7 separate regions of the Homo sapiens genome follow, and regions 1, 2, 4, 5, 6 and 7 are each linked to region 3. A link is a loop called in an ENCODE intact Hi-C map of the cell type or tissue named here. Cell type or tissue: HCT116. All regions are shown on one strand.

Region 1 (4,000 bases), 920 kb before region 3:
ATTTGCTGGTATTTGGTGAACCTTTCTGGGCCTTAGTTTCCCCATCTGTGAAATGAGCCCCAGAGACTGGAAAAGATGAGTGTAAAGGTCTTAGGCTTTGAGGTGGCGTGTCTTGAATGGGATGGGTGCTGGAATGGCAGGTGTGGGGCTGGTATGGGGCAATCTGGCATCGGGGCGTCTGAGTCTCCAGAAATGAGGGCCTCCAGTCTCTCACACTAGCAATCTGCTCAGACCTGGTCAGAGAGAGCTGATTTCATCCCTGCCATTTGAGGAGCGCCAGAAGCTTTGGATCCCTTTAACCTCCTCCTCCCAAAAGCTTCTGAGGCGAGCAGTGACCTTGCTCACAGGGCAAATCCTATGAAAGAAGACTGTCTTTTCAGAGATTATACACCTTCTCCAACCCAGCCACCTCCAGGCTGGAATGCAGTGGCAAGATCTCGGCTCACTGCAACCTCCATCTCCTGGGTTTAAGCGATTCTCGTGCCTCAGCCTCCCGAGTAGCTGGGATTACAGACCCATGCCACAACACCTGGCTAATTTTTTGTATTTTAGTAGAGACGGGGTTTCACCATGTTGCCCAGGCTGGTCTTGAACTCCTGAGCTCAGGCAATCCGCCTGCCTTGGCCTTCCAAAGTGCTGGGATTACAGGCGTGATTACAGCCTCCTGGATCTCTTACTCTAAGGGATCTGTGTGAGTGTCCCTAAGTGGGCTCCTCTTTGGTCTCCTAGCTTTAACTGTCTAGAGGCTTTGCCTGGTCAGGGGGTGGCAGCCAAGACCTGACTATTATGAGGGGTGGTGATGGGGCACTAGTAATGGTGATCAAGAGAGTCCTAGCCAGTTCTTTTTTTTTTTTTTTTTCTTTTTTTGAGATGGAGTTTTGCTCTGTCGCCCAGGCTGGAGTGCAGTGGCGTGATCCTGGCTCACTACAACCTCCGCCTTCTGGGTTCAAGCGATTCTCCTGCCTCAGCCTCCTGAGTAGCTGGGATTACAGGCACGTGCCACCACGCCCAGCTAATTTTTGCATTTTTAGTAGGAGCAGTGTTTCACCATGTTGCTCAGGCCGGTCTTGAACTCTTGACCTTAAGTGATCCACCCGCCTCGGCCTCCCAAAGTGCTGGGATTACAGGCGTGAGCCACTGCGCCTGGCCGCCAGTTCTTAATTTATTGCGGTTGTCAAACTTTTTCTGTAAAGTACAAAGTGATAAATATTTTAGGGCAAGTGGGCCAAGAGACAAATCAAGGATATAATATAGGTATGGTATAATAGTTCCCCCTTATCCATGGGGGCTACATTCCAAGACCCCCAGTGAATGCGTCAAACAGTGGATAGTACAGAGCCCTATATACACTATGTTTTTTCCTATACATACCTACCTATGTTCAAGTTTAATTTTAAACTTAGATACAATAAGAGATTAACAACAATAAGATAGGACAATTATAATAATACACTGTAGTAAACGTTATGTGAATGTGGTCTCCCTCCCTGTCAAATTGTCTTCTTGTACTGCACTGTAGGCACCTGGAGCCTTGGAAAATGAAACTGCAGATAAGGGAGGACTACCGTATTCATGTAACCAGAGAGAAAACAAATTTCCACAATTGTAAGTGATACAATTAAAGATGTATCAATGAACACTGAAGTTTAAATGTCATATAACGTTAACATGTCTTGAAAGATTATTTTTCTCGTTTTTTAAATTATTTAAAGATGTAAAGAATCAGTCTTAGCTTATAGGCCATGAAAAACAAACATCAGGCCAGGTCTGAATGGTGGCCGTAGTTTGCAGAGCCCTGGTTTCTTCTTGCCTCTCAGCTTCCAACTTCCCCGTGAGTGCCTGCTCCTTGATGGACTGGACTCTAAGCCCTTCTTTGCAGCAAGCACGATATCAAGCTTTGTCAGTAGAGGGCGCCGGAGGGACACTGTGGAGGAAGGGGCCTTTTCATGGTCCACAGAGCTCTGTTGTGCAATTTCTTGTTCCTGTTGCATCTTCTCTTAGGGTATGAACGCGGGGGGACATCCTCTGGGGCTTTTCCTCAGCTGTGCACCCAGAATGCATGGTCCCTCGACCACCTCATAGCCCATCCTGAGCCCAGTGCCCATCTTGCTGTGGTCCAGCCCACACCTCCACCTGCACGTGCACACCACTCTCTCTCCTGTGCCCAGAGAGGTGTTTCCTGCCTGCCAGCCTGACCTGCATCTATGAACCAGCACCTCTGGGACCCAATACCTTCTCTGCCATTCAAGGGGCTGCAGCCACAGACATCCAGCGAAGTCAGGACCCCAGCCTCGGGGGCAGGTCCTTCCAAGGTTGTCTTCTTCAGCCCTAGGGTGCTGTTCCGATTCTTCCTGACATCATTTTAGGCACTCTTCTATCATAGTTTAATAATTATGTATAGAAAATGTCTCCTATTCAGATCACTGTGTGGTTTCTGTGTCTTTATTGAAATCTGATGGACTGATCCCCAGGAAGACCCCTCAGGCACCCTGGAGAGAATGGAAGCTCCCTAATCCAAAGAGTGAGTGTGAGTCCATCTCAGTCACCGTGTGTCTGCTGCATGGCTGAGGCCACGTGACTGCACCTCCCTGGGCTCAGTTTGCTCACCCAGGAAATGCGGAGAAAGCTTCCTTCTCCAATGGATGCTGAGACTGCGAAATGAGACCATGCATATGAAGCACAGAGCATGGGGCCAGGTACCTGCCGGTGTTCAAGATGGTAGAACTGCACCTTCGTAAGTGTGGTGGGCATCACATGGGACAGTGTGTGGAGTGACCGGCATGGGGCCTGGGGGGAAGTGGAGGCTCAAAACCCAACCTCCCTCCCTCTCTCCCTCCTGTCCTCCTTCTCTCCCAGGACACCCCTCCCTCAGGCCCCCAAGGCTCTAGTTTCTCTCCCCAAGTCCCCCTGTGTGGTGGTTAATACTGAGTGTCAACTTGATTGGATCGAAGATGCAAAGTATTGATCCTGGGTGTGTCTGTGAGGGTGTTGCCAAAGGAGATTAACATTTGAGTCAGTGGGCTGCAGAAGGCAGACCCACCCTTAATCTGGTGGGCACCATCTAATCAGCTGCCAGCGAATATACAGCAGGAAGAAAAACGTGAAAAGGTGAGACTGGCCTAGGTTCCCAGCCTACGTCTTTCTCCCGTGCTAGATGCTTCCTGCCCTCGAACATCAGACTCCAAGTTCTTCAGTTTTGAGACTTAGACAGGTTCTCCTTGCTCCTCAAGCTTGCAGACGGCCTATTGTGGGACCTTGTGATCATGTAAGTTAATTTTTATATATATATATATATGTATATATATAAAATATATATATGTATATATATAAAATATATATATACATATGTGTATATATATAAAATATATATATACATATGTGTATATATATATCTCCGATTAGTTCTGTCCCTCTAGAGAACCCTGACTAATACAGATTTTGGTACCAGGAGTGGTTCTAGAGGAACAGAATATTAAGGATGGAGTTTTTCATTGGCTTTGGGGTTTCTGGAGTTGGCTACTTAAGATGATTAGACTCAAAAATGCTAAGGACTCTACTTCTAATAGTATGGAGAACACTGATAGTCCTTGGGAGGAACTGTTTAGAGAGTTACACAAAATAAATCCATCTGACACTCCTGATTCACTGCTCGTGAGAGGCAAGGAGTTTAGTGACTCTATACATAATACTTTTGACCATATTTGGAGAACCAAGGAACATAATGAAGCTGGTTGGTTGCCCCTAAGTTCAGTAGATGAAGTGAGGAAAGAAAATGATGAACTCAGGGATTCCGTTCTCCAGGCTTCAGAGGCAGACACTGAGCCTCAAATCTGCTAAGATTGCCCTGAGTGAGAGTCTCATCTCCTGCAGAGAAAGAGCTGAAATTGTGGAGAAACAGACACAAACTCTTATCATGAGAGTGGCTGACCTGCATGAAAGGTGCATGCACAGCCTCAGGAGGTGTCTACTGCTAAAGAGAAGGCACTGATTGGAAGAGAAT
Region 2 (4,000 bases), 1.3 Mb before region 3:
TGTTTTTTTTTCGGTTGTTTTATATATCTTTTTCTTTCTTGTTGACTCACATTGTGATGAAATTATTTCTTTGGTAGTATGTTTTAATTTATTTTTTGCTTTGTGGTTACCATGAGGCTTATAAAAACATCTAATAGATATGACAAATTATTTTGAAGAGATGACAACTTATCTTAGATCACAAAGGAAAGGACAGAAAAAAAAGAACAAATGGGAAAAAACCTCTACATTTCAACTCCACCCCGAATTTTGATGTTATGTTGTCCAAATTTACATACTTTTATATTGTGAATATCTCAACAGGTTGCTGTAGCTATTATTATTTTTGATAGGATTTATCTTTTGGGATTCACAGTAGAGTTAGGAGTGGATTTCACAATTCATTTCCACCACAATTACAGTATTAGAGTATTTTGGGTTTCTGTGGAGTTAATTTTACCAGTTGGTTTTATATTTCAAGTGTTTTCTATTTGAATGTTATTTTTATTTCTTTCAGATTGAAGAACTCCTGTTAGCAATTCTTGTAAAATGGGTCTGGTGGTGGTGAATTCCTTCAGCTTTTGTTTGTCTGGAATAATCTTTATCTCTCCTTCATATTTGAAAGATAACTTTGCTGGATACTGTATTCTTAGATGGCAGTTTTTTTTTTTTTTCTTTCAGAACTTTGAAAATGTCACCCCATTCCCTCCTGGCCTGTATGGTTTCCATTGAGAAGTCTGTTGTCAGACAAATTGGAGCTCCTTTATATGTTATTTGCTTCTTTTCTCTTGCTGCTTTTAGGACCCTCTCTTTGTCCTTGACCTTTGAGAATTTGATTAATATGTCTTGAGGTAGTCTTATTTGGGTTGAATCTACATAGTGTTCTCTGACTTTCCTGGAGCTGGATATTTATATATTTCTCAAGTTTTGGAAAGTTTTCTGTTATTGTTTATTTGAATAAGCTTTATACTTCTTGCTCTTGCTCAACTCCCTTCCTTGAACACCAATCATTTTTAGATTTGGTCTTTTGAGGTAATTTTCCATGTCTTGTAGATGATCTTCATTCCTTTTCATTCTTTTTTTCCCCTCTGACTGTGGATTATTTTTAAACAGCATGTCTTCAAGCTAACTGATTTTTTTTCCTCTCCTTAATCCATTCTGCTGTTGAGAACGTCTAATGAGTTTTTCAGTTGAGTACATGTATTTCTCAGTTCCAAGGTTTCTGTTTGATTTTTAAAAAATTTCAATCTTTTTGTTAAATTCCTGTGATAAATTTTAGAATTGCTTTTCTGTGTTATGTTGGAGATCACTGAGTTTTTAAAAAACTGCTATTTTGAATTCTTGGTCAGAGTGTTCACATATCACTGTCTTATTAGGGTTAGTTACTGGTTCCTTGCTTTTTGTGTTTGAATAGGTCATGGTTCCCTGTTTTGCTTTTGTTTATTGCGGATATATGTCTATGTCTTTTCGTTGAAGGATTAGTTATTTTTTGTAGTCTTTTCTGGCTGGCTTGTTTTGGTTTTTATTAGATACTCTTGCTCAGAGAGTTTGTAATTTACCTGTTGATTTTCTTTGTTTTTTCCCCATTCTGTTGCTGCCTCTTTTTGACACTAGATGGCGCCTTAAGCACATGCTTGCCTTGGTTCTAAATAAGCAACTAGAGCGCTGCGTTTACTGACTGGGGAAAGGTCCCAAAGGGGAATACCCGAGTAGTGCAGGAAGCCTGGCTAGGGGTTCATGCCCTGGGAATCTGTGGAATGAACCTCCTACAGCATGGTGCTGCTTAATGGCCACTCTGATTTGGTGTTTCCTTTGGCCGAGTTACTAAGCAGAGTTTCCAGAATTGGGGATGGTAGTCCTGCCTCCCCTCTTTGTCTCTGACTGTTTGCAGGGATATTTCTCCCTTCAGGCATTCCTGAGACTTCTCATGGATTGAGGCAGGGACACATCTTCTGCCAGGAAACCAAAGATGGTGGGGAAGTTGGTTGTTTACTTCAATCTCACTTTTTCTGGTGTAGAAAATGTGAGTCTTGGGGAAATTTTCCATGCACTTGGTGCTGGGCAGTTTGGGAGAGGGGTGTTATGGATATGGAAGTCCAATTCTCTTAGCATCTACTCAGAGTTTTTTTGCTTCTCATGGCCCTGGGAACTGTCTCCTCTTTATATGTGAATTCTGGGATATTGCTGGCGATCATCTCAGTGCTGTCTAGTTCTTTCTGGTTTTCTATGGAGGGGGAGTGAAGCCAGCTTGCTACGACACCACCATTTTGGAACCAGAAGCCTGGAAGTTTTTTTAAAAGATTCCAACCCAGGATGCTCTCTGAGGCAACTCCTAGCCCTGTGACCAGAGGACCTTCTACTCTACGGGTTGCCAAACTTGTTCTGCACACTTGTCTGTGAGACTTGTCAAAAACACAGATTCCTGGACCACAGAATATAACTCTCCAAGCTGGTGGCCTGGGAGTGTGCCTTTCCCCAAAGCTTTCAGAATAATGTAGATTAAGGTAGTCTATGATTCAGACTTTGGGACTCACTACTCTAACCTTAGTGTTCCTAACTTATTTTTTTAAGGAGAGGAGGTCCCAGTCATATCCAGTGTTCATCAATATCCAGCTCTCCTCTCCTTCCTGGGTACATGGCAGCCTATACTTTCCAGCTTCCCTTGTGGTTAGGCAGACATTATGACTAGTTCTGACTAATGGACAGTGAGTAGACTTGACATGTGAAACTTCTGAGCTGAAGCAGTGAAAAGCCCCTGCAGGATCTTCCAGCTTTCCCTTATTCTTTGTTAGAGATCATGGAGGCAGCATGTTGACACAGTTGGGACATAAGATCAAAGCAACCCGGATAACTGGGTTAACACATGGAAGACAGCAGCGTTGGAGAATCACCTGATTTTCAGTGCAGTTTGTGAGAGATAAAGAAATAGAGAGAAACTCCTAGCCAGTGAGATTTGGGGCTGTTTGTTACTATAGCATAACACTAGCCTACCCTGATTAATACTGATCTCTCTGAGAATCTGGTGAAAACTATGGATCTTCTCCTTAGGAAAATGTGCACTTCCATATAATCATAAAATTTAGGCTACCTTCAGCTGGGCATGGTCGCTCACGCCTGTAATCCCAGCTACTAGAAAGGGTGAGGCAGGAGAATTGCTTGAGCCTGGGAGGTGGAATTTGCAGTGAGTTGAGATTGTGCCATTGCTCTCTAGCCTGGGCAACAAGAATGAGACTCCATCTCAAAAAAAAAAAAATTTAGGCTACCTTCTTGGGGTTTCTTTTCCTACCTCAGCTCTAGGAATTATTATTATTATTATTTTTTAGATGGGGTCTTGCCCTATCACCCAGGCTGGAGTGCAGTGGCATGATCATGGTTCACTGCAACCTCGACCTCCCGGGCTCAAGCAATCTTACCACCTCAGCTTCCTGAGTAACTGGGGCCACAGGTGCACGACACTACACCTGGCTCGTTTTTTTTTTTTTTTTTTTTAACATTTTTGTAGAGACGGGGTCTCACTGTGTTGTCCAGTCTGGTCTCAAATTCCTGGACTCAAGCAATCCTCCCACCTTGGCCTCCCAATGTACTGGAATTACAGGCATAAGCCACTGCACCTGGCCCAGATCTAGGATTATTGACTCATGTCACTGCCAATTCACACTCTGTGACTTGATTTATAATAATGGTGGTATTCTCCCCCATCACTGCTCTTTGTCCCTGCTCTCCTTCATTGGTGGCCTTTGGGAGCTCCAGCTCTCTGCTCCGACTCCTCGAGTGTGTGTCCAAGTGGCCGGAAGAATGAAGGGCCTCATTTATGAGCACCTACCCTCCTTCGAAGGTATATGGGAATATAATTAGAGTTATATAATTAGGAATTATATATAATATATTCGTAATATTAAATTTGATTAAATTTCAGGGGTTTTGACCTCCCTGAATCGTACCCTCTCATTCATAAATCATGGATTAATAACCCCAACTCTTACCCGAGGCCAGAAAACTCCCAGAGGCTCATGGGACATTT
Region 3 (4,000 bases):
CCACGTGGACAAAACGCCTTCTGAGTGCCTGACACAGCCAGCGGTGTCATCAGTGGAACAGAGCTCAGAGAGGGTCAGGGACTTCCCGAGGTCACTCAGGGCCTGAGTTTGGAGCCACATGTCACACCCCGGTCTGGGCACAGTTCCCTGGAGACTCCTTAAATCAGGGTGCCTGGGACTCTGCATTTGAAAGCCTCCTCAGGACAGCAGTCTGCACTGGGGAAACACAGAGAGAACTCCAGTTTCCGAGAAGAATCGGTGAGGGGAACTTCAACCTCCCCAGAGTCTCTGAAAATCAGGCACCCAGCATGGAGCTAGGAGCTCGGCCCAGCCCCATGGATGGCCTGGCTTGCTGGCCACACAGTGATAATCAGGCCCCATGCCCTGTGCTGAATAAGCCCCTCTGCTCCCTTAGTGCCCCCACCCCACCCCAGCTGCTCTCCCATCCCTGGTCTGGGCGCTGGCACATGCCCCCCACCACCCACCTTCACATCACTCTCTAGACACTCCCTGGACCATCCCCCTGACTCCGCCTTACAGCAGACTCTCCATCACCCTTATGGGACAGGGCAGGTGCTTGCACCTCACGTGGAAGGGGAAGGACAGAGAGAAGCCACGTGAGATACCGCACACCCTGGAGGGGCAAAGGGAAGGGAGACGCTTTGACCTGGTGTAGGTTTTCCATGAGGGAGGAAAGACAGCTCGGAATTTGGAGGAGAGGCTGCCTCCTCCTTGAAGCCCTGGTGTGAACTTGTGATCTGAGCCTCCAGCCTGGGCCCAGACCCTTCGCTGCTGTCGCCACAAGGGTGCACCTTCGTCTCAACAGCTAGGGCGCCCGGCCCATGCTCTGTGCTTTGCACACATCCCCTCAGTTCACAGTCTCCCCCAGTGAAAGGGGAATCATTCTCCCCATCTCCCAGGGGAGCAAACTGAGCCCCAGAGCTGTAGTCACATGACCACGGCCATAGGGCACACCAGGGACAGAGCCTATTCACGCCAGGGCTTTGGATGGCAGAGTCCGTGGTCCCTCCAAGGTGCCTGTGTTGGGCTCCCTTCGACACCTCTGTTTGGTGTCTCTAGTATCCCCCTCCCCCACCAGGCTGCAGCTATTTTTGGCTTGAAGGCACTTATATTCTGATTTGGGGACAAAGGACAATTTGTCCATAGGAACGAGGGAGGGTAGGGCACAGGAAGATACCTCCTTGGGGTGCTCCTTCCTGGCCCCCACTGCACCCCAACGCTCAGATCTGAGCTGCCACCCCCTGCTCCAGCAAATCCTCTGGACATGCCCCTCCAGGGCATCTCAGAGTGAGGCATGGGATAGCAAGGCCAGCTGCAGTTGGGGAGGATACAACCGTTCCCATGAGAGAAGTCACCACCCACTCAGGAGCCTTTGGGAAGGAGGTTGGGAAGGAGGGGATTAAAGAGATTAGATTAAGTGCGACAGGTGCCACAGTGACAGGGACCAGCCCAGCTCACAGCCATGAAGCCCGAGCCCCATCCCCCAGCAAGGCCTGCTCACCCCATTCCTGGGCCAATGGTGCCATCCTGTGGCCAGCTTCCTCCCTAGCAGCCTCAAAGCCAGCCATTCCGGCCCCATTCAAACCACATAATTCCACCGTGGTCATCATTTCACTACGTGTATCAAAACATCCCGCTGTACACCTTCACTATAGACAAGACAAAATAAAGACAGAATAAATAAATTTTTAAAAAAATTTCAATCCATAATTCCAAGGTCCAAGGCAGTCCCTGAGATGATTTTGCCCCGCGTCAGCAGTCCATTTCACAGATGGGCAAACAGGCTCAGAAAGCATCAGCCGAGGCACAGTAAAGGGTGAACAGGGACAGCAGGAACTTCAGAGTCCAACAGGCTCAGCTTCAAATTGCAGCTCCACTACGCCATGACTCAGATGAGTCTCTTCCCGTCTCCAAGCCTGTGTGTCATCTGTAAAATGGGGCTGATAACCATACTGGCTTCACCTCGTGCTTGTGAACTGTTAAGTAGCATGCAGGTCTTTGCCATCATGATTGTGTAGGAATGTCCACCTGTCTGACTCCAGGCCCCACCTGGCACCGTGCACAAGTTCAGAATCAAGTCTGAAACCACAGGCCTGGACCATGTTCACACTGCGCTCCTCCAGGGCAAAGGCCAGGGCACCCCCCACCCCCACCCCCTGCCAAATACAGCTTCCCGGTATGTTCCTCAGCACTTCTGTGTCTGCGATGCTCCCACACTTCCTTTGCCCCTTCCTTCATAGTCAGGCTCCTGTGAGAAAGTAGGGCCATGATTGCAGAAACAGACAGTCTGCTCATTGCTGGGGCCCTGGGGCCTGAGCCAGTGCCTGACACAGAGCAGGTGCTCAGTAAATCACTGTTGGGTGAGTAAATCAATGAATGATTTACTTTTGGTCCCCCCTCTCACATGCAATTACGCCATTATTCCTTTTTAACATCATATTCACTTGTCAATGCATGGCTGTACTAGGTCAGCTCAGTTAGCACTGTGGCTGACAGCACCTGACTCAGGAGTCTGTGAGATCCATTTAGTCCCAGCTCCATCGCTCACTAGATGGGGCACACTGACATGCTACTGAAACCCTCCATGCTTCAGTTTCCTCATCTGTAAAATGGAATGATAAATAGTAAATCCTTCATAGGATCACAGTGAGAAGTCATCAAATCAAGGTCTAGTCTATGAAAAGTGCCCAGAGTGGTGCCGGGCACATAGTAGGTGCTCAATAAACACTGGCCCTTATTACTGGTAGCTGCATTTGGCCTTGACATCTCCAACTCTTTGCAGCATCTTACCCTGTTTGTGTCTTGCCCTGTCCCTTGCCCTCTAGCCCTTCCCCCATCGTAATTACAGAGCAGGGGAGCTCACTGCAGAAGACGGGGTTCAGCCTCTGAAGCCCAACAATCCTCGGTTCAAATCCTGTTTGAGCAGCTTCTTGCTGCGCAGTTTTGGACAATCTGTCTGACCTCTTCGAACTTGTTACTCCTCAGTGAGCAAGAACAGCAATGTGCACCTTGTGCAATATTTGCCATCAATAAAGGAAGGCTGTCGTTTTATTACTATCATTGTTCAGGTGTTCCAGTCCCATCTGTTGTGTTAAATAGACCAGAAGCCTCTTGAGATCGAGGACAGTATCTAGTTGATCACTGTCTCCCTGTCGTCAGCACCTGGCTTGTGCTGTGCACACAGCAGGTTCTCAGGAAGCATTTGGAGAATTAAAAAACCACCCAAGACTTCTCAATCTGACTTCCATGGCAATGCCTGGGACTCCTGGAGCACCAATGGGTGAGCAAGACCCAAATGGAGAGATATCTACACCCCTTACCCTCGTCCTCACCCTGTTTCGCAGCCTAGAAAGTGCCACCCTTTCAGGACCTCCAGCCCTGGAAGTTCTATCTTGCACAAGTGACTTTAGTTCTCTGTGCCTGTCTCTCCATCTCCACAATGGAAGTATTGATGGCAACCTCATATAGTTCTACATTTCTAGAATGCAACCTCTGTGAGATCACAGTGAGGCGAAGTGAGACGGAAGTAAGCAGCAGCCAGACCATACAGCACCTAAGGTGTCAGGCTACGTTTGAATTTTATTCAGGAGGCAGTAGGGAGCCAAAGAAAGTTCTTGAGCAGAGGTGTGAACTGATCAGATGGGCACAGTAGGATCATCACTCTGGTATCAGTGTGCAGAATGGGCTAAAGAACAACAGCCCAAAGGCAGGAAGGCCAGTTAACCAGTGATGGTCCCAACCTTTGAAGAAAGGAATAGGAACCCCTTTCACCATAGTGAGCCTGAACTTCAGAGAGGCCATGTTCTGGAAAGAGCCCTGATTTGGGAGGCAGAGATTTCAGGATTTAAATCTCAGCCCAGCCACTTCCTGTCCACGTGACACTTTACATCTGGCAGCCTTGGTGTCCCTGTCTGTGAAATAAGTTTATTAAAAGGATCACTGAGAAGTGTGAATTGGAAATTGTGTATATATCACCCGG
Region 4 (4,000 bases), 1.2 Mb before region 3:
GAACAATATAAATTACTCAATCTGAACCACAGAAAGAAAATATACTGGGAGAAAAAAAGAACAGAGCACCAGGGACCTATGGGACTATAACTAGAGATCTAACACTTATGTCATCAGAATCCCAGGAAGAGAAAAAAAAGGAGGTGGGGGCTGAAAAAAGACTCAGAGAAATAATGGCTGAAAACTTCCTAAATTTGGCAAAAGACACAAACCTACGGATTCAAGAAGCTGAGTGAACTCCAAACAGGATAATCTCAAAAGATATTCACACCAAGACACATCATAGTCAAAATTTTTAAAATTAAAGACAAAGAAAATATCTTGAAAGCAGTGAGGGAGAAATGACAACCTCTCTGCAGGGGAAAAATATTAGAACAAAAAAGGATTTCTCATCAGAAACCATGGAGGCTAGAGGGAAGTGGCTCAACATTTTTTTCAAGTGCTGAAAGAAAAGAACTGTCAACCCAGAATCCTATATTCAGGGAAAATACCCTTCATAAATGAAGGGGAAATTGACATTTTCAGATGAAGAAAAACTAAGATAATTTGTTGCTAACAGAAACGTACCCTAAAAGAATGGCTAAAACACTCTCTAAATGGAGAAGAAACAGTAAAAGAAGGAATCATAGAACACCAGGAAGAAGAAAGAACACAGTAAGCAAAAGTATGGGTAAATATAATGAACTTTTACTCTCCTCTTAAGTTTTCTAAATTGTATTTGATGGTTGAAAAAAATTATAGCACTTTCTGATGTGGTTCTAAATGTATATAGAAGAAATAGTTAAGAAATTTATATTATTAACGAGGAGGGTAAAGGGAGGCAAGCTTTCTATACTTCCCTCAAACTGGCAAAATGATGACACTAGTAGACTGTGATAAATTATCTATATATTAATGTAATGTAACTGACAGTAACCACTATAGACACTATACAAAGAGATATACTCAAAACCAGTATAGATAAGTCAAAATTGAAGTCTAAAAAAACTATTCACATAACCCACAGGAAGGCAGAAGAAAGAAACAAGGGATATTGGTCTGTAGTTTTCTTTTTGTGTGCTGTCTTTGGCTTTTTTGGTATCAGGGTAGAGGAATGGCTGGTTGAAAGTAACACAAGTTTTTTCAACTGAAAAATGAGGAAATCATAGGCCTCACGTCACAGGAAGGGTTGTGGTTGTGAGGTTTAAGGTAATGCATATAAAACAAATGCATTAATGCCTGGCACTTACAGTATGTAATTCACCTTTAATAAATGATTGCTATAATTTTGTTTAATAACGTAGTGTCACTTCCTAATTCAAGATCGCCCTGGACTGCAGTCTGAATCAACCTATTTTTTTGTAGTATTTAAATTTATAAGTTCCAAAATTGATCTGAAACAGTTTAGTTATACATTGGATGAAATATATTTATAGAAATCAGGATGATGGGGGAAATGAAAGCCTTATGGTTAACTAAATGATATCATCAGGTCTCCATTCTTGGCTCTGGTCTCCACCATGCCAGCCTCACACACAGACAGGCTCTCTCCTCTAGATGGCTCCATGGTTCCACGCTCACACCCTGTGGTCTCTGATTCCACGGACAGGGCCGGAATTCAGCCTGATTGGCTCAGATTGGGTCATGTGCTCATGCCTGAACCAGTCACTGTGGCTGGGGAAGCAAGGCTCTGATTGGCTAGACCTGGGGTTCTGGCTACCCCTCCATCTGGGGTGGGGTGATTTCTGCAGGACCCCTTAGGACCGAGAGGGTTTCTCCAGGGAAATAAGGAGGCTATTATCAGAGGCGAGCCTTCTGGTGGGGTGGGCAGAATCAGCAGATGTTGGTGGTGGCTGGAGTCACAGATGGGCTTTTAGTTTGCTAAAGCTGCCATAACGATGTGTCACAAACCGAGGGGCTTCAAGGACAGAATGTATTGTGTTCCCTCATAGTTCTGGAGGCTAGAAGTCCCCATTTAAGGTGCCAGCAATGTGAGTTCCTTCTGAGGGCTGTGAGGAAGAATACGTTCCATGTCTTCCCCTAGCTTCTCGGGGATGGATGGCTGGCAATCTTCGGCGTCCCTTGGCTTGTAGAAGCGTTACCCAATTGCTGCTCCCATCTTCATATGGCATTCTCTTGGTATGTGTGTCTCTACGTCCAGGTTTCCCCTTTTTACAAGGACACTAGTTATATTGAATTGGGGCCCACCCCAATGACCTCATTTTAAATTGATTGCCTTTCTTTGTAAAGGCCCTATTTCCAAATGAGGCCACATTCTGAGGTGCTAGGGATTAGGCTTTCGACATATAAATATTTGGAGGACACAACCCAAGCCATAACAGGCGTGACAGCTGGTACCCACCCAGATCCTCTTGACTGACCAGGGCACCAATTCTTTCTGGCTGCAGTGAGTATTAACCTCAGCTCAAGAGCGCTGACTGCAGACTCACCTTGCAAAGGCTAAGAGGTTAAACTCTCCCCACACGGTGACCTTCAGCTAATGACACAGGGTTCAAAAAAATCTATCTCACTGCCCAGGGCAGGAGAGCCGTGTGGTGCCACAGATGACGTTCCAGAGCTCCCCGTGGGCTCAGGCTGGGGGTGAACTCGCGTTGAGCCCATGCCCTGGTCTGGCTTCTTGCCTGCCCTCTGCTGCTTCCGTCACTCCCGTTCTCCTGAGGGTATGCCCTCCACAATCCCACACATCCCCACACATCTCCGTCTCAGGCTCTGCTTCTAGGGAGACCGACCTATATGGAATCTTCTGGAACAGCCATCCTCGGGCACCTGCCATCCTGTAGATCACGTTCTCTCTGTGAGGGGCTGATTCAGAAAGGGCTCTGTTGCCAAGCTCCCAGCAAGGCAGGGCTGGCATCGTGGGGTCTTGCAACCCAAGTTCCCGCTGCTCGTTTGTCGCAATTCTTCCCATGTCTGCTCAAGGTCCTCATGAAATCCGTCGTCTCCATATAATTTCCACATATCTCTCTGCTCTAGGTTTGATTAACAGCAAGTTATAAACAAATTTCAGGAAAAAGGAAACCAGCATCTCCCCAGGGCAGCCAGAGTCTATTGGCAGATGGCAAATTGCTTTGCAGCCAATATTTTTGTTTGCTTGATTTTTATACAGATAAAGAACTAAGCTAATTAATATACATTTCTTATCATCTTTAGGTCTTGGGAACCTCTTTGCTCCATAGTGAATTGATTACCAGGTTTCAATAAAGGGTCTGTCTTTGCAATTACAGTTCATTAATAGATTTAAAAGGGAGGGAGGATGGTTAAGTCTCACTAAGAGGATTATTTTGCATTTCTCTTCTTTTAATTACATGGCTTATGTCCTGGTTCAGAGTTCTGTGAAAGATGGGGGGAAAGTCCCAGCACCCCATCTGTTCCAGATGCCAATGCAATTAATAGGGGAGGAGACAGGAGCTTCTCAGGGGCTTCCTGCTAACTGAGGCTGCACCTGCCTCCTCTTCAGAGCTACCTTGTGGCTCGGAAGCTCAGCCACCAGAGCTCAGTTGGCAGCAGGTATGCTGGTGTAGGCAGGGGCTGTTCTGCCCACGGAGATGCAATATCTGGGGATTTGGGTCAGGACAGCCTTGGTCCTCTATTGAGCTCTCAGAATGTAAGCCCCTAACACATAGTAGGTACCCAAGAAGCACCTATTGCTTTTTGGGGAGATGGGGAGAATGATTCTCTTCGCTTGGGGGAGACTGTGAAATGAGGGGATGTGTGCAAAGTGCAGAGTACGGGCCGGGTGCCCTCGCTGTTCAAGACGAAGCTGCATGCTAAACACTTCTCCCTCCTCCTCCTCCTGCTCCTCCTCCCATCCTCCTCCACTTCCTCCCCTCCTCCTCCTTCTCCTCCTCCTCCTCCTCCTTCTTCTTCTTCTTCCTCTTCTTCTTTTTCCTCCTCTTCCTCTTCTTTCTTCCTTTTTTTTTTTTGAAAAGGTCTCACCTATTGCTTCTTGGGTACCTACTATGTGCTAGGGGCTTTACATGGATTTTCTAATTTAAACTTT
Region 5 (4,000 bases), 1.0 Mb before region 3:
CCCATCCCTCCATCAGTGAAGCTTGTCCCAGCCATGAGTGACATTTATCTCTGTCCCTCTTTCCACTTCAAACCTTACGTCTCTGTCCCCCACAGGCCCTTGCTACTTCTCTTGGGTTCTCTTTTTCTGATTCCAGCCTTATCTGCTGCACCCTTTGTTCCAAGCACACCAGGACCTTTCAGCATTTCTGACTTGTGCCCTGCACACACCCTCAGCTTGTTGTCTTCTGTGCCTCCCACCCTCCCTACTGATCCCCTTCTTTGTCTATGGAACTCTTACACCAGTTTCAAGGCGAAAGTCAAAGGCAGACCTTCCATGAGGTTTGCTTCACCTGCCAGTGGAAATGAACGTCCTTTGCCTCTGGATTCCCAGCAGACTGTTGAAATGACCGTTCCAGCAGTCAGCAGTCTGACCATTATTGTCGGGGAGGAAATGTCCTCCCTTTGCCTCATGCCAGACCCACCTCTGTGTCCTTCTAAGACCCCTTCATGCTCCCCAAAGAAGGAGAGGTGTGGATCTGATTGGACAGAGGAGGACACTAACTGGGCCACATAACAAGTGTAACAAGTGGGCAGGGTCAGGGCATGGAAGGGGATGGCGGCCGGCCCAGCTCTCTCCCTTCCACCTCTCCTTGTCCCGCACCTGCAGCTAGGAGGCAAGTCAGCTTTGCAGACCCAGCCGTGGTGAAGCTGGCATGGGCACCCCTGGTTCTCCCCAGGGCCCTCCTCTCTTGTCCTTCTGTGTGAGTTCATCCACATCCATGGGTCTACCCGCTGTCCATGTCCAGATCACCACCGTCTCCTGTGGAAGCTCTTCCTGAGCCATGGTCTTTATCAGGGACTCTGAAGTACCCACATGTCCTAAGTGCTGCCCATGCAGTGCGGAGCCGGACAGGCCACGCTGCCTCCTGGACCTTTCCGTCTGGGGCTCCTGAAGCTGCTGTCCGCCTGGCAGCCCACGGCCTCCTTCCACTGAAAACATTCAAAGCCGAACCTTCACCTTCCCATCAAACTGCTCCTCAGCCTCGTGCCCTGCAGCCCCTGCTCACCCTAATCAGAAACAAGCGGGCATCCCCGACTCGCCCTCTCCTCACACCTCGGGCACCGTCCAGTCCTGTCTTACCCCTCTGGAATCCCTCCTCCCCTGCCCTGTCTCAGACCCTGGTGGTTTCTGACCCAGACATCCTCATGCCCTCCTACTGGTCCCTCTGCCCCACCTGTCCTAAAATCCATCTACCCTGCACACCCCGAGGCCTGAGTAAGGGGGTCCCGGGTTTAGAAGGGCCTGCCCCAGCTCCTGATACTCCGGCCCCAGGACCCACGTGGCCTCTTCTCTGTGCCAGTGTGCCCACATGAAGACTTCGACGTGCAGCTGTGTGTGAGGAGGGATGGACAGAGCGTAGACTTGCAGGGTGGGGTGTCGCACACCGTGTGAGACTGTGGTGTGGAGCTGGGCTGCAGGAGGGGAGGTGAGGTGGGGGCTGGGCCTAGGCTGGATCAGGGATCAGGAGTCAAGGCCAGCTTTCTCCGCTCCCACATTCCAATGAGGAGCTGGATAATTCGTTGAGGTAGGAGGATAGAATTTGTTTATTTGGCATTTTGTTAGCTTGGTTGATAATTCCATGTTTAGTTTGCTGGCCTGTGGGTCTCCATGAGTTCTGTTGCTTTGGGCTGCACAAATGCTGGGAACCATTGGATCAGCCACCCCAGCCACTAGATAGAGTGATCATCCCAAATATAGGATGGTCACATTGCTTCTGGGTCTGACCCCCTTCCGTGGCTCTCACAGGTCTTGGGATGGCGTCCACACCCCATGCTGACTCGAAGGACTTTGTGCTGTGACTCTCCCTGTATCTTCCCTCTGGGCACCAAAAATGTCCTCTGTGAAAAACCTAAACTCTGCCCAAAATACTGCCCTTCCCCACTTCCCCACAAGGAGGCTCACAGGCTTGGTGTTCCCAGACCCAGCCGCAGGGAGGGAGTGGAGGAGCAGGGAGGGAGTGGAGGAGCAGGGCGGGGCTGGGGGTGGTTTATGTCTCATAGCAGCTGAGCCTGGGCTGTCACTCAGGAAGCCAGAAGACCCTGGTCTAGATGGACGTGGCCAAGCTGGAGTCGGCCTGCGTGGGAGGGAGGCAGGACATGGCAGAAGGCCCTAAAGGCTTGGCCAGGGTTGGGAGCCTTGGAGACCAGGGAGAAGCTGACCCAGGGGACTGTGGGGGCACTACCCACCCCTCAGAGCCTCAGCTCTCCCCCAGAAAAGGAACAGATGGAGCCACAGAAGCCTCTAGGTCATCATAAGTTCAGTCCTGGTTCCTTCTGGGCTCATCTCAGAGGCCTCCATTTTCAGCCCCAGTAGCTGAGGTCTCTAGACCTAAAGGCGCCCAGCTGAGCCTGGGCTCTGCTCGTCTCTGCGAGCAGGACCTTGATGGTGGACGAAGGCTGCTCCAGAAGGTACCTGAATCCTCTGTCTTGGGGGTTCTGAAGGGGCTGGTTGCTTCCACCTGCACAGTGGGAACAGTGGTCACGGAACCCGGGGGCCGAGGCTAACTGCGCCCTTGCTCTGGATGCTGGAGCCTGGCTGAGGGGGCTCTGCTCAGGACCACCCATTTCCATGGCAACCAGAGCCCTCTGGCTGGGGCTGAGCCCCACCCCCACACTGGCCCTGCTCCTGCCCCTGCCCCTGGGAAGGGACAGCCGGAGGGGCTGGCTTTCCCACCAAGGGCATGTGCTCTGTTATAGGCCATGGCGGGGCCCGGGTCGTTGTAGCTGGGTCTGGGAGGATCAGCCGGGCTGTGAGATCTGTAACCAGGTGATGTGTCAGGGCTCATTACAAATCCACGCATCCTCCTCTCCCCTGCTTGTTTTTGATGAAAATCAGGGAAGCTTTCGCACAGGGAGGAAGATATGTGTGCCTCCTGTGAGGCCTAATACATCATTCATCTCCTGCCTCCCCGTTTCTGGCTCAGTCCTCATCCTGTTGGTTATCTCCGGGCTCTGTGGTGGGGTCTGGATGGCCACAGGCTGCTCCGTTGCAGTCTGACTACATCTGAACCCCTCTGTGCCCTGGCGGCCACTCTGCCACCTCCCTTCCTGGCTGCTCACCAATGTCGAGAACTTGGGCTTTAACTCTGGATCCCCTGAACCACATTCTCAAAACCCACGGCGCCCTTTGGGTGCTAAGACCCCCCAGGGTATCATCTTTTTTTTTTATTCCTCCTTCCATTCCCTTCCAGGCATCTCCCCCATCACAACACTGGTCCACACCTCCTTCAGCACACTCCTGTGGGACCTCCTAGCCTCTCGTCTCCTGCAATTCATGCAGCAAGATCTTTCTAAACCAGCTTGGCCACATACCTCCTTAAGATCCTGGGATCGCCCCTCTTTGCTCTAAGGATAAGGTCTGTGCTCCATAGCATGACTCCTGCCTGGGCTACAAAGTGAGACCTTGTCTCTTAAGAAACAGAACAAAGCAAAGCATGACTAATGATGTCATTCAGTCATTCAACATATATTGAATGAGTCCCTGCTCTGTGCCAGGTACTGGGTATAGAACAGAGAGAAACAACAATTTCTGGCCTCAGAAAACTTATCTTCTAATAGGCAGAGATGGGCAATAAACATCTAGATTAAATGTATTGGTAACACAAGGACAAGTGCAATGGAGAAAAATAAAGCAGGGAAGGGGCCCAGGAATGTGGGGAGTTGCGGTTAACACAAATGTTTTTGCAGACTTAAAGGAGGTTAAGTGGGGAGCCCTGTGGATGTCTGAGGAGGAGCATTCCAGGCAGAGGGAACAAGTGCAAAAGCCATTCAGTCCTCAATTTAAATATCAGCTCCTAAGACACTCAACCATCCCGTAGTTGAGTTAGTCCCTCTCAGCATCCTCCTGTGCATGGCATACTTGGCCCATCCTCAGGTGAGTTGCACTAATCTGTTGGGACTTTTTTTTTAAAAGGTCACATCCCCCTCTTGACTGTGAGCCCCAGAAGAGCGGGCACCTA
Region 6 (4,000 bases), 600 kb before region 3:
GATGGGTACACCAAAATCTCACAAATCACCACTAAAGAACTTACTCATGTAACTAAACACCAACGTGTTCCCTAATAACCTATGGAAATAAAAAAAATTAAAAAATAGGTAAAATAAAATACTTACTTAACAACAACAACAACAACAAAACAATTTGCTTTACCTCCTCCAGGAAGTCTTCCCAGATAGACCCAGACTGTTTGTTCTGATAGGGCCTGAATTAGTTACCTATTCCTACAATAAAACTGCCTAACAAAACCCAGAGAACCTCACTGGCTAACGTCAGAACACATTTATTGCTCACTCCTCTGGGGTCAGCTGTAGGTTGGCTAGGCAGCCCTGCTGCTCTTGGTTGGATTCACTTACATGTCTGGGGGGTTCCATCATTGCTGGCTGATGTTGGCTGACCTTGGCTGATGTAGTTGAATTTGGATGGGGTGACGGGAGAAACTTGGCTCTGCTCCGTGTGCCTCTCATCCTTCAGAAGGCTGTCCAGCCATGTTCTCACAGCAGTGGTAAGATGCAAGAGCCAGCCCAAGTGCGTCACAGCAGCGTCACGTCTGCCGACATCCCATTGCCCGAAGCAAGTCATATGGGGGAACCATCTGTTTTCTGCCAAGGGACAGGACATGTTGCCCGCCCACAGCACTGCAAAGTTACACGGAAAAGGGTGGTTGCTCGAGAGGGGATGAGAAATTGGGGACCAGTGATGCACATTTTCACAGAGCAAAACGCATTTGTCTTTCAAAGCTCTCAGGACTCCACGATGTAGTAACCTTTAAAAATTTTTAACAGCTTTATTGTGTTACAACAATAAACCGTATATATTTAACATACTGATTTGATGAGTTTGACATATGTACCTACTCGTGAAATCACCATCACAGTCCAGGTAACAGACATACACATCACCCCCAGGTGAGTCCCCTGCCCCTCGGTCAGCCCCCCTCCCATCCTCCCATCACTCACCACCATGCCTGCCTCCTCTGCCCCAGACAAAAATTCATCTGCTTTCCATGACTATCAGTTAGTTTTCATTTTCTAGAATTGTATCTGCTGGAATCATACACTATGTTCTCTTACTTGTCTGGCTTCTTCCACTCCACATAATTACACTGAGATTCCTCTAGGTGATATGTATCAACATTTCCTTTCTTTTTATTACTGAAAAATGTTCATTGTATGGATGAATCACATTTTGTTCCTCCATGCACCTGTTGATGAGTATTTGGATCATTTCCAGTTTGTGGCTATAAATAAAGCTGCTATGAACATTTGTGCACAAATGTGTGCATGGACATATGTCTTCTCTCACAGGTAAACACTTTGGAGCAGAATGACCAGATCATATGGTGGCGTGTGTTCAACTTTCTAAGAAACTGCCAAGCTGTTTCCCAAGGTGGCTTTGCACTCCGCATTCCCGAAAAGAGCCCCAGCCACTCCTCATCCCTCCAGCCCCTGGTGCAGGCAGTTGCCCTTTTATCCTGGGCGGGTGAAGTGACATCCCGCTGTGGTTTTCTTTGGTCCGTCCCGATAACTAACGACGTTGAGCATCTTTTCATGTGCTTACTTCTCACCCTAGCTCTTCATTGGTGATGCGTCTGCTCAGAGGATAATCTGTCATAATTAGGGTCTTCGTTTTATTATGGTTGAGTTTTGAGGGTTATCTATGTGCTCTGGGCATATCTTTACCAGATATGTATTTGGCAAATATTTTCTCCGAGTCTGTGGCTTGCCCTGGGTGAGATTTTTTTTATTTTTAACACATTGATCAATCAATGATTGGCAAGAGCTTCACTGAGAAGGCCCGAGCTGACAGAATGAGTCAGGGTCCAAGCCATTCCCTCCACAAAAATAATCACAAAATAATAATAATAATAATAATAATAGCAAGCAGAGAGGCTTGTGAAGACTCATCAAATCCGTCCTCCTGTCGCCGGTGGCCTGGACTCTATAGAGAAGTCATCCTAAAAATCGGGATCGCCGTGGGGAGGGGAGTGGCGGGGGGAGGTGGATTAGGTCCAGAAAAGCGCACACTCCGGGACCTCGCACAGCATCATTTTGCTGATGCAAGATCGCCCTCTTATGGCCACGGTTCCTCCAGCCACTGAGCTCTGCCCCTCTCTGGGGCTCTGTGAGGCACTGGAAGACAGATAAATGGAAACATTTGTTTTGGCTCCCAAGTTTCTGATGAATACAAGTGTTTTCATTCGCTGGGCAAATATCTCAGTGGAGATGGATGAAAATAAAACTGCGACTGGGGGAGTTGATTCCCGCTTCCCTGGATGAGGCTGCTAAGGGAGGGGAGGTCAGAGGTGGGGCTGGAAGAGAAGCTTGTGTACATGCAGGGCAGAACCCCCATGTCCCCAGGGCCAAGGGCTTCCTGAGGGGCCCAGGCTTTCATGTGCACATCACGGGCCCTCAGCCCGAAACCCCTGAGACGTGGGGTTCCTGGCTGAGAATGCCTAGGAGTGGCCAGTTCTTAGCACCTGCTGCTCCTAGGTCCGGCTCTCACCTGAATCCTCCAAACTCACTGTGTCTGGCCTCCTGCAACCACTGGCCTTTCTCTGCCCCATATTACCCAAGGCTAGGAAGCCTACCAGCCTCCTCCATTTCCTGCAGGACCACAAAGAGGAGGCTGCGACCCACCACTGACATTCCAGAAGCCTAGGTCAAAGGGCAGGGGACCGCAGCACCAAAAAAACAAGACAGACAGATGTTCCTGCCTGGGGTTCCAGAGATCTCCCTGGCTGGCCTCTCCCTTCTGTGGCCCTGACCTGCTGCTCTGGTGTTGATCTACCCTCCTAGGCTCTCTCCACCATCCCCTTAAATGTCAGATCCCCCTCATACTCCCGGCTCTCGTGCCATCACGCCCCAACCCTGACTTCCTGTTGCTGAGTACAAGGCACTGAGTCCTGCCCTCTGCATGTTCCTAAAGGCCCAGGAAAAGAGTCACCTGGCTCAGTTCTTGGTGACACCATTGTAAGCAGCATGAAGAAGCCCTGCAATGCGGTGCTCAGGAGCCTGGCCCTGAAGCCCACGTGCAAATGTCCACTGCACCAACTATGACAACTTCTTTGATTGCTGTGTGCTTCAGTTTCCCCATGTATAAAGGGGAAATTATAGTTTATACTTCATAGAGTTTTCTAGAGGGTTGCATGATTTGAAACCTTTACTGGGTTTAGAATAGTACTTCACACATAGTAAATGCTCAGTTAGTGTTAATACACACTCCTACCTACTCGCCCCACAAACAGCTGGCTCTAAGTTGAATCCTGGAGACTGGCCTCCTTTTTCTTTTTTCTTTTCTTTTCTTTTTCTTTTTTTTTTTTTTTTTGAGATGGAGTCTCACTCCGTTGCCCAGGCTGAAGTGCAGTGGCGCGATCTCGGCTCACTGCAAGCTCCATCTCCTGGGTTCACGCCATTCTCCTGCCTCAGCCTCCCGAATAGCTGGGACTACAGGCGCCCGCCACCACGCCCGGCTATTTTTTTGGATTTTTTAGTAGAGACGGGGTTTCACCATGTTAGCCAGCATGGTCTCGATCTCCTGACCTCGTGATCTGCCTGCCTCGCCCTGGCCTCCTTTTTCTTTAAGTGGATGATGTGAGTGGGAAGGGGTGCAGAGGATGAATATTTGCTCTTCCAGCCTAGAAAGCTCCAGAGGTCCAGGGAGGAAGGAGTTGTAACTTCTGTGTATACGAAGGACTCCCTGCAACACCCTCTGAGGACTGACTGCTGGGGCTGGGCCATGATGAACTGGTGGAGGCATGAAGGAGAGGAGAGGAGGGAAGACAAGGGGCAGGCAGGCAGGGGGTCCCATAGCTGGGACTGTGTTCTTTAGAGGTTTGAATCTTTACAAATCCTGCAGAGCTCTGGAAATCGTCAGCAATGGAGCAGATAGAGGTAATTCATTCACTCACTCATTCTTTCCTGTGTTTATTCAACAAACACTTCCTTGAGCATCTATTGTATGTCAGGCCCTGGCTTAACACTGAGAAGG
Region 7 (4,000 bases), 270 kb before region 3:
CAACATTGCTAATCGTCAGGGAAATGCAAATCAAAACCACAGTGAAATATCATCTCACCCCAGTTAAAATGATTTTTATCAAAAAGACAACAAATAACAGATGCTGGTGAGGATTCAGAGAAAGGGGAATGTTTGTACACTATTGCTGGGAATGTAAATTAGTATAGCCACTATGGAAAACAGTATAGAGGTTCCTTTAAAAACTAAAAATAGAACTACCATGTAATACACATAATCCCACTGCTGGGTGTTTATCCAAAAGAAAGGAAATGGATATATCAAACAGATACCTGCACTCTTGTGTTTATTGAAGTACTATTCACAGTAGTCAAGATATGAAATAAACCTAAATATCTATCACTGGATGAACAGATAAGGAAAATGTCTTACATATACACAAAGGAATATTATTCAGCCATAAAAAGAATGAAATCCTGTCATTTTCAGCAACATGGATGGAATTGAAGGCCATTAATGTTAAGTGAAGTTAGCCAGGTGCAAAGACAAATACAGCTTGTTCTAACTCACATGCAGTGAGAGCAAATAAGTGGTTCTCATGGAGATAAAGAGTTGATTGGTGGTTACCAGTGGCTGGGGAGAGTAAGTGGGGTGGAGAGAAAAAACAGAGGATCGGTTAATGGGTATGAAAATGGAGTTCAATAGAAGGAATAAGATCTGGTGTTCTATAGCACAGTGGGGCAACTATAGTTAACAATAATTTGTTGTATAGTTCAAAATTGCTGAAGAAGAGAAATTAGAATGTTCCTAACATAAAGAAGGGGTGAATGTTTGGGGTGATGAATGTCCCCATTGCCCTGGCTCAATCATTACACATTGTAGGTGTGTATCAAAATACCACATATATCCCCAAAATATGTACAACTATTATGTATCACCAAAATGTATGTGTGTGTGTGTGTGTGTGTCCAAGAGAAACCTAAGTATAGATCACCACTAATTTTAATGTGGCATCCTGAATGAGATCCAAGGACATTAGGTAAAAACTAAGGAAATCTGAATAAAGTATGAATTGGTTAGCAATAATGTATCAATCGTGGTCTATTAAGTGTAAGAAATGTATCGTACTATTCTAAAATATTAATAACAGGAGAAAGTGGGTATAGGGTTTAATGGGAACTCTCTATACTACCTTTGAAATTTTTTCCTATAAGTCTAAAACTGTTCCAACAATAAAATTCATTAAAATTTTTTAAATGAAAAAATAAATTAAAATGGACAGATAACATTGTAAAAGAAAATCAATCAATGGGATATATCAATTAGTAGAATAAAGGGCAAAAGCTGCATTAACATCTCAATAAATGCACAAAAAGCATTTGTCAAAATCTACCACACTTTCATAACCAAAAAAATCAATAAGCAAGGAAATGATGGAAATTTTCTCAATCTGACAAAGGTCATCTACAAAAACCTCAGTTAACATAATATGTAGTGGTGAAAGACTGAATGCTTTCCCTTGAGATCAGAAGCAAGCCTAGATATCTACCCTCGCTACTTCTGTTCAACATTGTACTGGAGGTTCTAGGCAGGGAAATTAGGCAAGAAAAAGAAATAAAAAGCATCCAAATGGAAATGGAAAAAATTAAAACTATCTCTATCTGCAGATTAGATAATTTTTATATAGAAAACCCTAAGGAATCTATCAAAAATCATTGGCTCTAACAAGCGAGTTCAGCAAAGTTGAAGGAATACAAGATCAATACACAACAATCAAGTGTGTTTCTATATGCTAGCAATGAACAATCTGAAATGAAATTAGAAAACAATTCTATTTGCAGTAGCATCAAACAGAATAAAATACTTAAGAATAAATTTAACAAAAGCAGTGCAAAATCTATACTCTGAAACCTACAAAACATTTTGAAATAAATTGAGGAAAATCTAAATAAAGGGAAAGTTTATGGATCAGAAGACTTAATATTGTTAAGATGGCAATATACTGCAAGTTGATTTACAGATTCAGTGGAATCCTTATCACAATCCAGCTGCGATTTTTTGCAGAAATTGACAAGCTTATTCTAAAATTCATAAGGAAACTCAAAAGATCCAGAATACCCAAAACAATGTCAAAAAAAGAAGACCAAAGTTGAAAGACTCATACTACAAAGCTACAGAAATCAAAATACTGTGGTTATTTGCACAAGGATAAAGATAGATCAATGGAATAGAATTGACAGTCAAAATATAAACCATTACCCTTATGTCCAGTGAATTTTCAACAAGGATGCCAAGACAATACAATGAGACACAGAATACTCTTTTCAACAAATAGTGCTGGAACAATTAGGTATCCATACACAAAAGAATGAAGTTGTACCCCTATTTCACACCATACACAAAAAAATACTCAAAATATATCATAGGCCTCCATGTAAAAGTTAAAGCTATAAAACTCTTATAAGTAAACATAGGCATAAATCATCATGACCCTGGATTAGGCAGTAGTTTTTAGATATGACCCTAAAGCACAGCAAAAAAAGAAAAAGTAGATAAATTGGGATTCATCAAAATTAAGAACATTTGTGCCTCAAAGGACATCATCAAGAAAGTGAAAATACAACCCACAGAATAGGATAAAATTTGTGCAAATCATATATCTGATAGGTAACTGAAATAAATATAGAATATATAAAGAAATCTCACAACTCAACAATAAGTAGACAAGCCACCCAATCTATAAAAGGGCAAAGGATATGAATAGGCATTTCTCCAAAGAATATACACAAATGGCCAATAAGCACATGAAAAGATGCTCAACATCATTACTCATTAAAGCTATGCAAATCAAAACCACAGTGAGATACTACTTCATCCCTACTAGGATGGCTATAGCAAAAAGCTAGACAGCAACAGTAGTTGGTGAGGATGTGGAGAAATTGAAACTCTCATACACTGTTGGCCAGAATACAAAACGGTGCAGCCACTGTGGAAAACAGTTTAGCAGTTCCTCAAAAAGTTAAGCATAGAGTTACCACATGACCCAACAGCTCACTCCTCAGTGTATGCCCAGGAGAAATGGAAACTTCCCTTCCATTCAGGAGCCGCAGTCCACAGGACAAGCTGGGCTGGAGGGAGAGGAGAGCTGGAAGAACAAGAATGGGACAATTATTCCTGTGTGGGTCTCAAGGTGCCACGAAAAGGATTTTTCATGACTTTCGGACTTTAATACCCTGAGAGGCCTCTTATGGTTTCTGTGTGTGTGTGTGTGTGTGTGTGTGTGTGTGTGTGTGTGTGTGTCTGCTTCCTTGTGCGTGTGAGTCACTAATTATGTACAAAATAAGCCGTGACATGTGATGATACAGCCCTCATATAAAAGTATCTTCTCATAGCTCAGTAACTTAGGAGGCAAAGTCTAAAACAAATATTCAGCAGGCATTTTTTTCCAATTAAAAAATAAAAAATTATTAAAAACACCTCTGAGTCCCCTGTCTTCCCATAGTCCTTTAGCTACTTCAAGGAGGAGTAAGCTAAGAGGGGCAAGCTCTGGCAGTTTGGGGTGAGAGGACCTGTCTCGGTGGAGAAATGACAGTCATTTGCTCACGGCTTTTGATATGGTTTAGCTGTTTCCCCACTGAAATCTCAACTTGAATTATATTTCCCAGAATTCTCTTGTGTTGTGGGAGGGACCAATGGGGAGGTAGTTGAATCATGGGGGCCAGTCTTTTCCATGCTATTCTCATAATAGTGAATAAATCTCACGAGATCTGATGGGTTTATCAGGGATTTCCACTTTTGCTTCTTCCTCATTTTCTCTTGCCACCACCATGTAAGAAGTGCTTTTTGCCTTCCACCATGATTCTGAGGCCTCTCCAGCCCTGTGGAACTGTGAGTCCAATTAAACCTTTTTTTCTTCCCAGTCTCCAGTATGTCTTTATCAGAAGTGTGAAAACAGACAAATACAGTAAATTGGTACCAGTAGAGTGCAGCGTTGCTGAAGACATATTCAAAAATATGGAAGCGACTTTGGAACTGGGTAACA

The links. A loop is a pair of places that touch in the nucleus more often than their neighbours do. Peaks named below come from ENCODE experiments on the same cell type or tissue, not always from the same donor. Only the 100,000 strongest peaks of a DNase experiment are listed, where the experiment ranks them.
Region 1: it touches region 3 in a loop (7-fold over the local background); 40 of 110 quality-filtered maps call a loop at or near these places.
Region 2: a loop joins it to region 3, with 12 times the contacts of the local background. A loop is called at or near these places in 7 of 110 quality-filtered maps.
Region 4: it touches region 3 in a loop (10-fold over the local background); 17 of 110 quality-filtered maps call a loop at or near these places.
Region 5: a loop joins it to region 3, with 12 times the contacts of the local background. A loop is called at or near these places in 13 of 110 quality-filtered maps.
Region 6: it touches region 3 in a loop (10-fold over the local background); 16 of 110 quality-filtered maps call a loop at or near these places.
Region 7: a loop joins it to region 3, with 2.8 times the contacts of the local background. A loop is called at or near these places in 2 of 110 quality-filtered maps.

The regions. Positions count from the first base shown.
Region 1 is chr1:29,791,291-29,795,290 of GRCh38, forward strand. No RefSeq gene overlaps it. Among named protein-coding and RNA genes, the nearest start is that of LINC01648, 240 kb to the right of the region's middle. In HCT116, a CTCF peak has its summit at 1,900 (motif pointing right); a DNase peak (open chromatin) is centred at 1,861.
Region 2 is chr1:29,378,076-29,382,075 of GRCh38, forward strand. No RefSeq gene overlaps it. Among named protein-coding and RNA genes, the nearest start is that of LINC01756, 30 kb to the left of the region's middle. RefSeq lists an enhancer at 1,462-1,756. In HCT116, a CTCF peak has its summit at 1,588 (motif pointing right); a DNase peak (open chromatin) is centred at 1,596.
Region 3 is chr1:30,706,744-30,710,743 of GRCh38, forward strand. LOC124903888 (a long non-coding RNA gene) reads right to left here and starts at 3,436. Exons shown (of 2, transcript XR_007065565.1): 1 at 3,354-3,436; 2 at 1,703-1,948. RefSeq lists an enhancer at 1,119-1,619. In HCT116, a CTCF peak has its summit at 1,546 (motif pointing left); a DNase peak (open chromatin) is centred at 1,538.
Region 4 is chr1:29,511,932-29,515,931 of GRCh38, forward strand. The region is part of intron 1 of LOC107984933 (a long non-coding RNA gene); the gene reads left to right. Among named protein-coding and RNA genes, the nearest start is that of LINC01756, 160 kb to the left of the region's middle. In HCT116, a CTCF peak has its summit at 1,528 (motif pointing right); a DNase peak (open chromatin) is centred at 1,590.
Region 5 is chr1:29,696,237-29,700,236 of GRCh38, forward strand. No RefSeq gene overlaps it. Among named protein-coding and RNA genes, the nearest start is that of LINC01648, 340 kb to the right of the region's middle. In HCT116, a CTCF peak has its summit at 1,928; a DNase peak (open chromatin) is centred at 1,965; H3K27me3 peaks cover 1,011 bases.
Region 6 is chr1:30,109,568-30,113,567 of GRCh38, forward strand. No RefSeq gene overlaps it. Among named protein-coding and RNA genes, the nearest start is that of LINC01648, 74 kb to the left of the region's middle. In HCT116, a CTCF peak has its summit at 2,110 (motif pointing left); a DNase peak (open chromatin) is centred at 2,102; H3K27me3 peaks cover 957 bases.
Region 7 is chr1:30,432,646-30,436,645 of GRCh38, forward strand. No RefSeq gene overlaps it. Among named protein-coding and RNA genes, the nearest start is that of MATN1-AS1, 280 kb to the right of the region's middle. In HCT116, no CTCF peak of the experiment used is centred here; no DNase peak of the experiment used is centred here; H3K27me3 peaks cover 813 bases.